Linked DNA regions of Homo sapiens: regions 1 and 2 are each linked to region 3. A link is a loop called in an ENCODE intact Hi-C map of the cell type or tissue named here. Cell type or tissue: B cell. All regions are shown on one strand.

Region 1 (4,000 bases), 75 kb before region 3:
AAAAGACATTTTACTTTCTTCATTTTTATATTGAGCCCATTGGCTGATTGATTTTCAGATATGTTTTAGTATAATAGATTCACATCAGTGAATATGGAAAAGAAAGAAACACTAAGGTACCAAGCATTATTGTGGATACTTCCAGATCTATTACCTCCTTCAATTCTCACAACTGCTTTGCAAAGTGAGCATTATTAACCCCTATTTTGTAAATGAAGAAACCAAGGCTCATGGTGTCGTAAGTTAGGTGTATAAAGTCATCTACCTAGCAAGTCATTAAACTGCGATTCAAAGCCAGGTCTGTATATAACTGCAAAGTCCATACCTTGTTTAGTATTGTGTGCAGTTAGATAAAGGAACTAGTAGTAGGATCAAAAAATGAAATTTAAGTTTAAAAATTTTGTGTAAGGAGTAGGATTTATGTAACTCACTGTACACTGTAATAATAGCATATCTGTACGTTTCTGTTGTATTAGGAGTTTGCTTTACTGAAATTTAGACATTACTTATTTCATTAAATATGCTTAAAGGCACAAAGTTGAAATCAGTATGATGTCTTTTATATTCTAAATATAATTATTATATGAGTTAATTGTCAGTGTCTTTTGCTTTGTTACTTAGATGAATTTCTAGAGTCTTATGTAAATGAAATTAAGAATTAGATCTGGTCTATATGTCCCAAAGGAATTGCTACTTAAAGTAATTCCATGTTGAATATTTTTGAAGGAGGAAATAAAGAATGTACCTGTTCTCCATAGAAATTTGGAGGCTTATATGATTTTAAATGTAAGTGGAGTGTACTTCTTGGTGTATTTGAAGTTTAAAAGCCCTTGAGAATTGTAACAGAAATGTTCTATTTTTATTAGGTGTTAGACAAACCCAGTAGGCTAACTGAAAAGGAACTTGCTGAGGCTGCAAGCAAGTGGGCTGCTGAAAAGCTAGAGAAATCAGATGAAAGTAACTTGCCTGAAATTTCTGAGTATGAGGTAAGGCATAATGTCTCCTTTATGTTTCACATCTGAAAGTTTTGTCTGGATTTTAAATTATGGGCGAAAAATATTTGGTTTATTCCTATACTTCAAAATATATCCTTATGGATTACAGGTATTAAAATTACCACACAGAATGATAGTCAGAATATGAATGACTCTGAATTCAGTAATCACGCTTTGTCTGAATGTTTCCTGTAGTTTTGGTGTGTAAGAATAGTATAAATATGGAGTATAAGAAAAATGCGTTATTTATATACTTCTTTTAATGGGCTTTGCTGTTAAAAGTATCTCAGGAAATCATGCTAAGCCACTAGTTATAAACCAGTGAATTCAGAACAGAAATCTAATTTGACCTTGGATTGTGGACCATATTTATATTGCTTGTTATACTTCATGCAGATTATCTCATAAATATCCCAAGAAATAAAATTATTCATTGTCTGGGCAACCCGAGACCTTGATGAGTCTTGAATACCGAAAGATGGGAACATTTTTGGGACCATAGAAAAAGGTTTATGACACGTTTGTATTAACATATTTTGAAATGAACTGAAAAATTTCTGTATAAACTGTAACATCTCTAAAAGGGAAATATAGAAATTCTGTGGTCACAATTAAGCTTTTAGATTCAGGATTTGATACTATAGGAATTCTTTGACATGACAGGTAGAGAATATAAAAATCCGTCCCGTGACAAATTATTTTTATTTGAAGGAGCATTCTGGCTTTTTGATTTACTTTTGGAATGACTTTTATAGAATGTTCTTTGATAAAAGGGATCAAGCATTGATATTGTATGTAAAAATAATACTTAACTACATCTTTATACAGTGAAAAGATCCTTTCCAAAGTAACTAATGTACACTGCTCATAAAAAGTATAAACCCTATCAGAACTTACGCAAATAGAGCCTTTCTTTTTAAAAATGCTGATCTGTCTTTTAGATATCGATTGTTCTTAAGTGGGTCAAGGTTTCCTCCTTATTGTAGCTATAATAATAGATATTTATGCATATTCTCCAGTAAATGTATCAAAAACACCAAGCTGTTCCTTCTTGGTACTTTTCCAGCACTATTTAAAAGCATGAACAATACTTTTCAGTAATACATTTAATTGGATTATTTTGGTTATTTTCTCTAATAATTTAGAATAATGTTTCTACATTAATCATTGATATTTATGCTTCAAAATTGCTGCTTTGGAATATTGGTAGTTTGTTTTATGGAACCAAAAACTTTCAAAAAGAATAATTTCTTAATACTTCATCTCCAATTAACAAGGCTTTATTAATTTATGAACATTAATAGTATATTTATCCTCCCTTCTCCCATCATTTTTTATCTCAGGTTTTTATAAAAGCTCACTACTGTTCTCAAATTTAAATATTCTGCTTGGGTTCTCTCATTTCTTGAATGCATCTTGACACTGAATAATCCATGAGTGACTTCGGATCTAGAAAGACTTTTTAAACATCTTTTTTTTCCTCTAAAATTTGCTCAGAATTCGCTAGATTTCAAATTAATGAAAAGTAAATAACCCTAAAAAAAATCTGTAAGTTGAGTCATAGGTCAGACGTGTTCTTTTGTTGGATCAAAGGCAAGATATGTGAGAGTAGCACTGATAACCATAATATGTTTATTTCTGTATGTCATTAATGTTGAACAGCAGCATCAATTTCATCCCATTCTCTAAAATATTTTTCTACTTAGATTGATACTTTTTCGTACTGGAAATCATTTGGGAAATTTTTGAGATAATTTTTGTAAACTTAGTCCCATATCATATTAATATTTTTCTCTTATTAATACTTTAGCTTATTAATATTTTGCTAATTTGTTCTCAGGCTATTGTTAAATAGTTACTCATTTCAGTGGTCCGTGCTTTTTGAGAAATATAATTTTGGCCTTGGTCCTGTAAACTGATATCTAATTTGACAGAATAGCCTGGAAAGAAGAAAGGCCTTTGATGCCAAGCAAGAGTTTGGCAAAGTACTGTGTATGTGTGTGTGTGCATGTGCGTGTCTGTTTAAATCTAATTGTGGCAATATTTTATTTTATATGAGCCTTTTAAGTAATGGTTCATGTACTTCAGAAACATTGTGTAAATTTCATTATTATGAGCTGAGATAGATAGAATGAATGCTTAAGTTTCCACCTTGTCTTCACTTGCTGCCCTCATTATAGTTCTAAGCAATTTGTTTGGGAAAACGTGTAGTTCATAGAAAGTCCAGTGAAATTGAAGGTAAATTCAATAATATACTTAAATATTCAGGCATGTTGTGGTTCCTGCCACTTTTCAGTTTTATACTTTCATCTTCTGGGCTCTACTACAGCATTTCCCAAGGTATTTGACAGCATATCTGAAGGGTCTTAATGGTCTGAGGAAGAAAAAAAAAGATTCTAGTAGCCAGTTTATTTGAGATGCTAAGTTTAAAAGAGTTAGGTTGGTTTTGATATTTCAGCACTTTTTAGAGATTTTAATTTATTATTAATATGTTCATCGGTGTTCAGTAAGAGGATAATAAAAGAGTTTGCATAATTTACCAAACTTTTGACTATGTAATTTTTTTCACAGCATGTATTTCAGGATTAGTGTTTTAAGGCACACTTAAAAAATACTGTACTAGTTTTCTTATAGTTTATTTAAATTCACTAAATATGCATTGTATATCCACTTGTGTCAGACATTGCTTTTGAGGTACCATCCTAGCCATCAAGAAGGTTGCAGTCAAGTTTTGTAGAGATATAATTTGCTGTCCTTAAACAAATAGCTGTGAGAGTTTTCTTTTGGTTGTCAGAATGAAAAGAAAATTGTTTGAAGGATATTAGAATGTCCTGGTAGATGAGACCTAGGCAGGAAGATTGTTTGAGGCCAGGAGTTGCAGACCAGCCTGGGCAATGTAGTAAGGTCTTGTCACTACAAAAAAAAAAAAAAAAAAAAAAAAAAAAAAAAAGCTGGGTGTGGTGGCCGCTTAGTCCCAGCTACTCAGGAGACTAAGGTGGGAGGAT
Region 2 (4,000 bases), 810 kb after region 3:
GGTGAGGTTGTGGAGAAATAAGAATGCTTTTACGTTGTTGGTGGGAAGGTAAATTAGTTCAACCATTGTGAAGACAGTGCGGGGATTCTTCAAGGATCTAGAACGGGAAATACAATTTGAGCATGTTCTCACTCCTAAGTGGGAATTGAACAATGAGAACACATGGTCACATGGAGGGGAACAACACACACCAGGGCCTATTGGAGGGCTGGGGAGTAGGGGAGGGAGAGCATCACGGCAAAGAGCTAATGCATGTGGGGCTTAAAACCTAGATGACAGGTTGATAGGTGCAGCAAACCACTATGGCATGCGTATGCCTATGTAACAAACCTGCACGTTCTGCACATGTATCCCAGAACTTAAAGTAAAATAAAAATTTGAAAAAGATAAAAAAAGAAAAAGGGGGTTGACCATGTTATGAAAGGGCCACACGGGGAAACACCTCGGTCATTCAGGAGGCAGAGGGAGGGGAAACTGTGGGCAAGAGCAATTATTGAGATTTCCTGGGAAAGAACAGGTGAAGAGGGTAAGCAGGTTTAGGACTGGATCATTTGAATAAGTTTAGCATATTTAGGACATAGTGGCTATAGGACATAGTGGCTGTCGGCTGTCCTTGGTTTTCTGGTACCTGATCTTGGGTGATTAGGGCAGGTGGATAGTGTCTTGGAGTGTAAGAGTCTGGTAAAGGAGGTGGTGGTTGGGGCATGGGCTCTGAGTTGGTTGGTTGGTATTTGAAAAGAGCTCAAGAGCAAATTGTTTACCATCTCTTGGAATTGATCAACCTTGGCAGGGAGTCCTTCCAGAGTCAACAAGGGCCCAGATGTCAAAGCATCAGAACCCAGAAAATAGAAGACATGGTTGACACAGAAACAACCCCAAACCCAGTAAATATAAATAACATAGTTTACAACTAATACATGTATCGTATACCAAAGGAATGAAAGAATTTAGAGAAATGATTCTCACCTTTGGGAATACATTAGGATGACCTTTGGATTTATAAAGGTAATCACGTTGAATCCCTATCCCAGACACTGACTTAAGTTGTCTAGCGTGAGGCCTGGGCGTCTCCTGATAGGAGCTCCTTTTAAGAGCTCCCCCAAGTGATTTTAATTTGTAGCCCAAGTTAAAAACTACTGATCTCTAGATCTGAAACTGAAACTCAGAAAGGGTAAATAATTTGCCTACATTCCACAGCTAATATGATGGTAAATACACATCTCTCTTCCAAATTAGAATTTAGTTACTTTTAAAAGAGGAAATACAATATTCCCCTCCAAGTAACCAATGTTTTTCCCATCTGAATAACCCAAATACATGTTTTATTTTGTTTCCAACTTTACATATTCCTTGCATTAACCAAGTACCTATTTAATATTATTGCAGAGAAATCTTTGAACCCAGGCATAGTTGATACCTAGAATCTTTTTCTGTCCAGCACATCAACTTCTGTCAGGCTTTTACAACACCACCCCACCCAACTCATACGGTTATGGCTAGCCTGTGAATGACACTGGTGCATATAGGGCTGAGAGTTATCCCATCATGGTATTCCAGCATTTTATCTTTAGTAATTGGTCCAAATGATGATCACATGAACTAAGCTGGACCAGTTAGAATGCTTCCACCAAGATTTCAAATTTGGATGCTGGAGAGACGATGTGTCTCTGCCTTGTGGATTGTAGGCTGTAAGCACCAAGCACTGAGTAAGCTTCTTTGAGATCCTGTCTAAGGCATGAGAGAATGATGCCATCAGGAAGAGAAACACAAATACAAACAGAACCACAAGACGGATAAGCTGATATCATTGTTTGAGCTTCTGGAGTTAGTCAGGCTTAAATACAAACATCTCCACCCATGGACTTCGCAATTATATGAGCCGATAAATTTCCTTTTTAAGTTATTTTAAATTTTGTTTCTGTCACTTTTAACTATTCCTTACTAATTCAGATGTTTTCAAAAAGTATGTATTATTTGGGGTCACAGTCCTGTACAATATAACCAGGGAGTGCCCAAGAAGACTTTGAACTGGATGTGCTTTTCTTCTTATATGTACAATTGCTTCATTGTGTATGTAGGTTCTCCAGATCCAAGTTTAAAGAAAGGCTGTACTGCAAATTAAAAAATCACCAATAAAATATTTCGTAACAGTCCTTTAGAGAAGACTGAGATTCCAATGACAAAAAAAGCCAATAAATCAAAATCAATTACTAAACATCTGCTGTGTACCAAGAAAATGTGAAATGTATAGGGAGGCTCCAAAAGTAAAGAGGACATGGTCACTACTCTTGAGAAGCTCAGAACTTGTGGGGAAAACATGGACCCAAAGTAACCAGCACTCCAAGATAAAGAACACGTGGCAAGTTGCCAAATGAGCAGTATAAGAATACTTTAGGGCTACATATGTTTAAAAGAATGAGCGATAGTTGTTAGACAGAGGTGATCAGAAACACTTATTGTTGTTTTAGAGGAAGTGAAACCTGAACTGTCCCTTGAAGAATGGAAAGTTTTAGCAGAAAGTTTATTTTTGCCTACAAAGATAAAATTCCACGTAACAGGCTTGAGTTACTTCAATACTGCAAATATAGACCGATAAAAATCGAATTTAATGCAGTAGAAACCCATCTCATTACCTGCAGTTCCATATCATTATTTTGAAATATTTGTTACAATGAAAAAAAAGATTTATGAAGAATATAGTATCTGTCAAATACTTTTTGAGATGGTTATGGTTCTTGTCCCTAAAGGTTTTAATCTACTTAGAAATTTCAAATAAATAAGTTATTAATTTGAGGGCTGGGCACGGTGGTTCACGCCTGTAATCCCAGCACTTTGGGAGGCCGAGGCGGGTGGATCACAAGGTCAGGGGTTCGAGACCAGCCTGACCAACATGGTGAAACCCCGTCTCTAATAAAAATACAAAAATTAGCTAGGCGTGGTGGCGGGCACCTGTAATCCCAGCTACTCAGGAGGCTGAAGCAGGAGAATTTCTTGAACCCGGGAGGCGAGGTTGCAATGAGCCGAGATCACACCACTGCACTCCAGCCTGGGCGACAGAGTGAGACTCCGTCTCAAAAAAAAAAAGTTATTAATTTGAGTAATATCTAAGACAAGATACCTAACCCAAATTAAGGAAAGTCAGAGTAGGATTCTTGGGAAAAGGAGCATCTAAACTAAAGCTTTATTAGAAGTCAAGTAGAAGTAACAAAGTTTCTGAAATGAGAAATACCTGTATATGGTAAATCAAAAGAAGGTCAAAGTGGTGATATGAAGGTACTTGTGAGAGTAGAAGGGGCAATAGAGAGTTTAAACAGTGTTTATTAAATAGTGTCGAGAAAAAAGGCCATGATGATGCCATAGAGCAGCTGCTCTCTAGTAGCATGGGTCCCTGTGGGTCTTTGAGACACTTTCACAGAGTCTGTGAGTCAAATAATTTTGGCATAATGCTAGTACATTATTTGTGTGTAAAAGCTCATTCTCTCGTAAGTGTACAGTGGCATTTTTCACTGTACATTTGGAAGAACCATGTAAAAGAGTGAACCAATATATTCCAAATAACAAATCATGATGTTACAAAAATCATGCATAGATAAAAATCCACTAAAGGTGCAAGATAGGCCAATGTACAGAACTAGACAGACTATAAAGCAGTAGTCCCCAAACTTTTTGGCACCAGGGACCAGTTTCATGGAAAACAATTTCTCCATGGACCAGGGGGTAGGCGGAGATGGCTTTAGGATGAAACTGTTCCACCTCAGATCATCAGGCATTAGATTCTCATGATAAGCATGAAACCTAGATCCTTCACAGGTACAGTTCAGAACAGGGTTTGTGCTCCAGTGAGAATCTAATGCTGCACTTATCTGACAAGAGGCAGAGCTCAGGCAGTAATGCAAGCAATGGAGGTAGTGGCTGTAAATACAGATGAAGCTTTCAGTGGCTCACGCCTGTAATCCCAACACTTTGGGAAGCTGAAGCAGGCAGATCACCTTAGGTCAGG
Region 3 (4,000 bases):
TTGAACACGCGGGGCGGAGGTTGCAGTGAGCCAAGATTGCACCACGGCACTCCAGCCTGGGCAACAGAGAGCAACTCCATCCCAAAAAAATAAATCAAAACAAAACAAAAACAAAAATATGTTCAAATAGAACATTGTTGAAAAAAATGTATAAAGTAAATGAATGTATAAAAATAAAAACAAAGTTTATTGTCATAGATTGAAGGAGACTAAGAAGATACAACGAGTAAATGCAATGAAGCACCCTGGATTGATCTTGGATAAGAAAAGGAGCATCTGTTAAAACACTGGGAAAATCTAAACAAAGACTATGGTTTAGTTAATGGTATTACACTGCTGATAATTTCTTAGTTTTGATACATATATTATGGTTATGTAAGACGTTAGTGTCAGGGGAAGCTGGGAGAAGGGCATGCAGGATCTCTCTGTAATAGCTTTGCAACTCTTCTGTAAATCTAAAATTATTTTAAAATAAAAAGCTAAAGGGAAAAAATTTTTCCTTTCAAGCCATCATCCATTCCCACCTTCCCCGAGGGTAACTACTATTAATTTGGTATTTGTCTTTCCATACCTTTTCTGAGCATAAACAAATACATATATCATATTGTTTTTTAAATTCTTAACAAAAATGAGACCATCTACTACATGCTCTTCTGCAGCTTGTATTTTCTCACAACCCACTGAAGACATAATACTTATCAAAGTACAAAGACATCTGCTTCCCTTTCTATCAGGAAGGTGAAAAATTAATTGCGGTTTTGACCATTATGGCAAAAAACCGCAATTACTTTTGCAGCAACCAAATATAGATCATTTCATTGTATGAATGTACAGGATTATGTTTAAAACATGCACACAGAACAAAATCCAGGAAATTTTAGTATTTTGCTTGATGTAAACAGTGGAATATTGGCTTAATCTAAGCTTATTTTTCCCAGTGTGAAAGGATGAACTTTTTTTTACCTCGTCACATGCTGAGCACCGTGGTTTGAGCAGTTCTGCATGGTGCCTGCCACAGTGAATTTTTCCATCCTGATAAAAATAGATGAGGTCGACCAGCAGCTCATTACACGTGAAACAGACAAAACAGGATGGGTGCCAGCACACACCAGGGCCCGCACGGGAGGCGAACACTGCAACTTCACCTCCATTTATCTTCAAACCACACTACAAACAAATGGGTTTGAATGTAAAAGGATCATTTTTTAAAGACAGGATTCTCAGGCTTTCCTACTTTAGGATAAATCTCGAATTTGTCAGGAATGTATTTATTTTTGCTACCTCTTTTAGTGATTAAATAGCTCTTTAATGCTGGATTACTGGTGATTCTCCACTGTAAGGCACGTGTCTCAGACATACTACAACTATTTCTAAGGACGGTGTAATCTGATTCACACAAATAGTGGTTTTCCTGTGCCAGCCTCCTGCTGGATACATTTCCTACTCTGAGAACTGCCAGCAAAGATCTGAATGTCTTCATTATGTTTCTGCATCTTTTGAATACGAGATGTATCCTAGCACCTACCTCCATGCCAGGATCCTACCAAAGGCAGGATTTCACCCAATGTTTGCATAAGGGTGACTGACTCCTGCTGTCATACACAGCAGTGTAGCTAGTTACAAATATGAAACATGATTTGCTATTTAATAAAAAGCTAGGCTGTCTTTCTCTCATTTTCTGGAGGCTTTCAGGACCCACACCTCTGCTAGTCCAGTCACCTACCCCCGACTGTCCACCCCATCCACATCACTGCCACAAGCTACGCATCAGAGAAGGGGCTGCTCACCTGCTCACACACAGCATGCATGACTGCTCTGGACAGAAGCTTAATTGTTCCTCTTCCCAGTGCTTCTTTCTTCCGCTGAGCACTGAACACCTGCAACTCTTTTTTCTCCTCTTCACTCAAAGACTGGCAATACCGTACCTTCACAGAAAGCAAAACAGAAACACCACACTGAGTGCACAGTCTTTCTCACCAGTTCTCTACTTCCAGAGTTAGGGTTTCAGGAAGTGAAACAGTAAGTTTAGCTCGCCTGTGTCACACCCCCACGATTTTAAAATGACACCATATCTGAATTTTACAGCCTCTCTAGAAAAAGGGAAATGCAATGTGAAGGAATACTTTTTTTTTAAATAAGAAATGTTTAATTGAAAACCCTTATCAACACAGAATTAAAAAATATATATAGGACATTAACCTTTCCACAAAAGGTTTAAACTTGTTAATTGCCACTTTTACTCTCCATTCTACATGCACTCAACTCAACTGCAGGCCTGAATGACCATAAAGCATTCACTCTGGATGCAGGGGCTGGGAAATCTCAGGAATTTGTAGGTTCCTGATCATTGGTGGGTGGCTGCAAACACTATAAAAACCAACTTGTGTTAAGTTTATTACACTGATACTCTTTTCTCTCTTTCTCTCAAAGAATGGAAAGCTGTATTCTCTGGCCAAATTTTAACTAAAGAAAGGCAAAAGGGAGCCCTCGCCAGTGAGGAGTTGGGGTTTATGAGCAGCATCTCAATGCTTCTCATGCATTTTTTCTTCTTTTTTCTAATTAGCCTTCTTCCTGCTATTTTACCTCATTATCATGTGGTGGTAACTGGTACAAAAGCTGTTTAATCCGATGCTTCTCTCCGGGGCTGTTAACGTAAGGAACTTTTTCCTCTGGTAAGCAAGCAAAATAGAGCTGGATCTGCAAAAGAGACAGTGAGAATGGCATCAACATACAGAACTGAGCATCTCAGCTCACTTAATCTTTAAAAGTTACCTTTCCCTAGGTACAGGGTTTGGCCTCTTGTAGCTAATGAGAAGACCAGCTGAGCCAACTCAGCAGAACTGCAAACCTTCAGATAACTAGCACCCAGCTGCTAAATTGCTCTTCAGGAATGTAATTTGTAGTGACAATTAGGGACATCATAAATTATGCACCATAAAATATGCACATTTAAGACCACTCTTCCCGGTGGTGTGGCTCACGCCTGTAATCCCAGCACTCTGGGAGGCTGAGGCTGGTGGATCACCTGAGGTCAGGAGTTCGAGACCAGCCTGACCAACACGGTGAAACCCTGTCTCTACTAAAACTACAAAAATTAGCTGGGCGTGGTGATGCACGCCTGTAATCCTAGCTACTCGGGAGGCTGAGGCAGGAGAATCGCTTGAACCTGGGAGGCAGAGGTTGCAGTCACCCAAGATCGCGCCACTGCACTCCAGCCTGAGTGACAGAGCAAGAATCCGTCTCAAAAAAAAAAAAAAGACTACTCCTCCTCAGCCAGTCTTCCAAGGGGTCAGACAAGAGATCAGCAAGAGAGAGAGTCCTGGGTGAATCCTGCAAATTACTACACAGACTGTGTGAAATGGTCCAAAATCCAGCCACTACACGAACACATTTAATTTGCTCTCTGAATTTTACACAACACAAAGACAAAGGCTGTTTTGCTAAATGTTGTAAACTCTTCTTTATCAGGTTCTCTCAAACATCAGCTTTCTTTGCTTCCATGAGTGCTATTTTCTGAATACCTGAAGTCAGCCTCCCCAGGCAAACTGGAGAGAAGCCACATTGAGCTGTACTTTGCTCACTCTGAAAGGAAAACTTAATTTCTGCTTGTTTGTTTTTCTGATGTCTTTAAAGGAACATCCCTTAATGAGTACTGCAAAGGATACTGCAGAGCTGAGAAGGAATAAAAGAAAAAAAAGACAGGAGACAGGAATTTAGGGCCTGTCTACTTCAATACCTTAGTACCACACAAAACCTACCCACTCTAAGTTGTAAGAAGGGATTCTCTCTAAGTAGTTTGTCAAAATATTGCTTTTCTAACTGCTTCACCAGCACTCCACCCTCTCCCCATTCTATCAGCTCTAGAAGCTTTTTACAGTTATAAACACTTACTGAATATCAGCTACATGCGTGCCAGGTACTGTGCTATGCCATGGATAAATAAGGATACCCTATTCTCATAAAACGTCCCACCCTACAGGAAACAGAACCCTAACATCAG

The links. Peaks named below come from ENCODE experiments on the same cell type or tissue, not always from the same donor. Only the 100,000 strongest peaks of a DNase experiment are listed, where the experiment ranks them.
Region 1: a loop joins it to region 3, with 2.2 times the contacts of the local background. A loop is called at or near these places in 3 of 110 quality-filtered maps.
Region 2: a loop joins it to region 3, with 10 times the contacts of the local background. A loop is called at or near these places in 3 of 110 quality-filtered maps.

Annotation. Positions count from the first base shown.
Region 1 is chr12:42,392,704-42,396,703 of GRCh38, forward strand. PPHLN1 (periphilin 1) reads left to right here. Exons shown (of 10, transcript NM_201439.2): 8 at 867-986. Among named protein-coding and RNA genes, the nearest start is that of PPHLN1, 69 kb to the left of the region's middle. In B cell, no CTCF peak of the experiment used is centred here; no DNase peak of the experiment used is centred here; H3K27ac peaks cover 381 bases.
Region 2 is chr12:43,276,042-43,280,041 of GRCh38, forward strand. No RefSeq gene overlaps it. Among named protein-coding and RNA genes, the nearest start is that of LINC02461, 120 kb to the left of the region's middle. In B cell, no CTCF peak of the experiment used is centred here; a DNase peak (open chromatin) is centred at 2,470; H3K27ac peaks cover 326 bases.
Region 3 is chr12:42,467,663-42,471,662 of GRCh38, forward strand. It overlaps PRICKLE1 (prickle planar cell polarity protein 1), which reads right to left. Exons shown (of 8, transcript NM_153026.3): 3 at 2,584-2,697; 4 at 1,788-1,925; 5 at 964-1,167. Among named protein-coding and RNA genes, the nearest start is that of PRICKLE1, 120 kb to the right of the region's middle. RefSeq lists enhancers at 1,842-1,941, 1,952-2,001. In B cell, no CTCF peak of the experiment used is centred here; DNase peaks (open chromatin) are centred at 1,069 and 1,929; H3K4me3 peaks cover 2,018 bases; H3K27ac peaks cover 3,896 bases.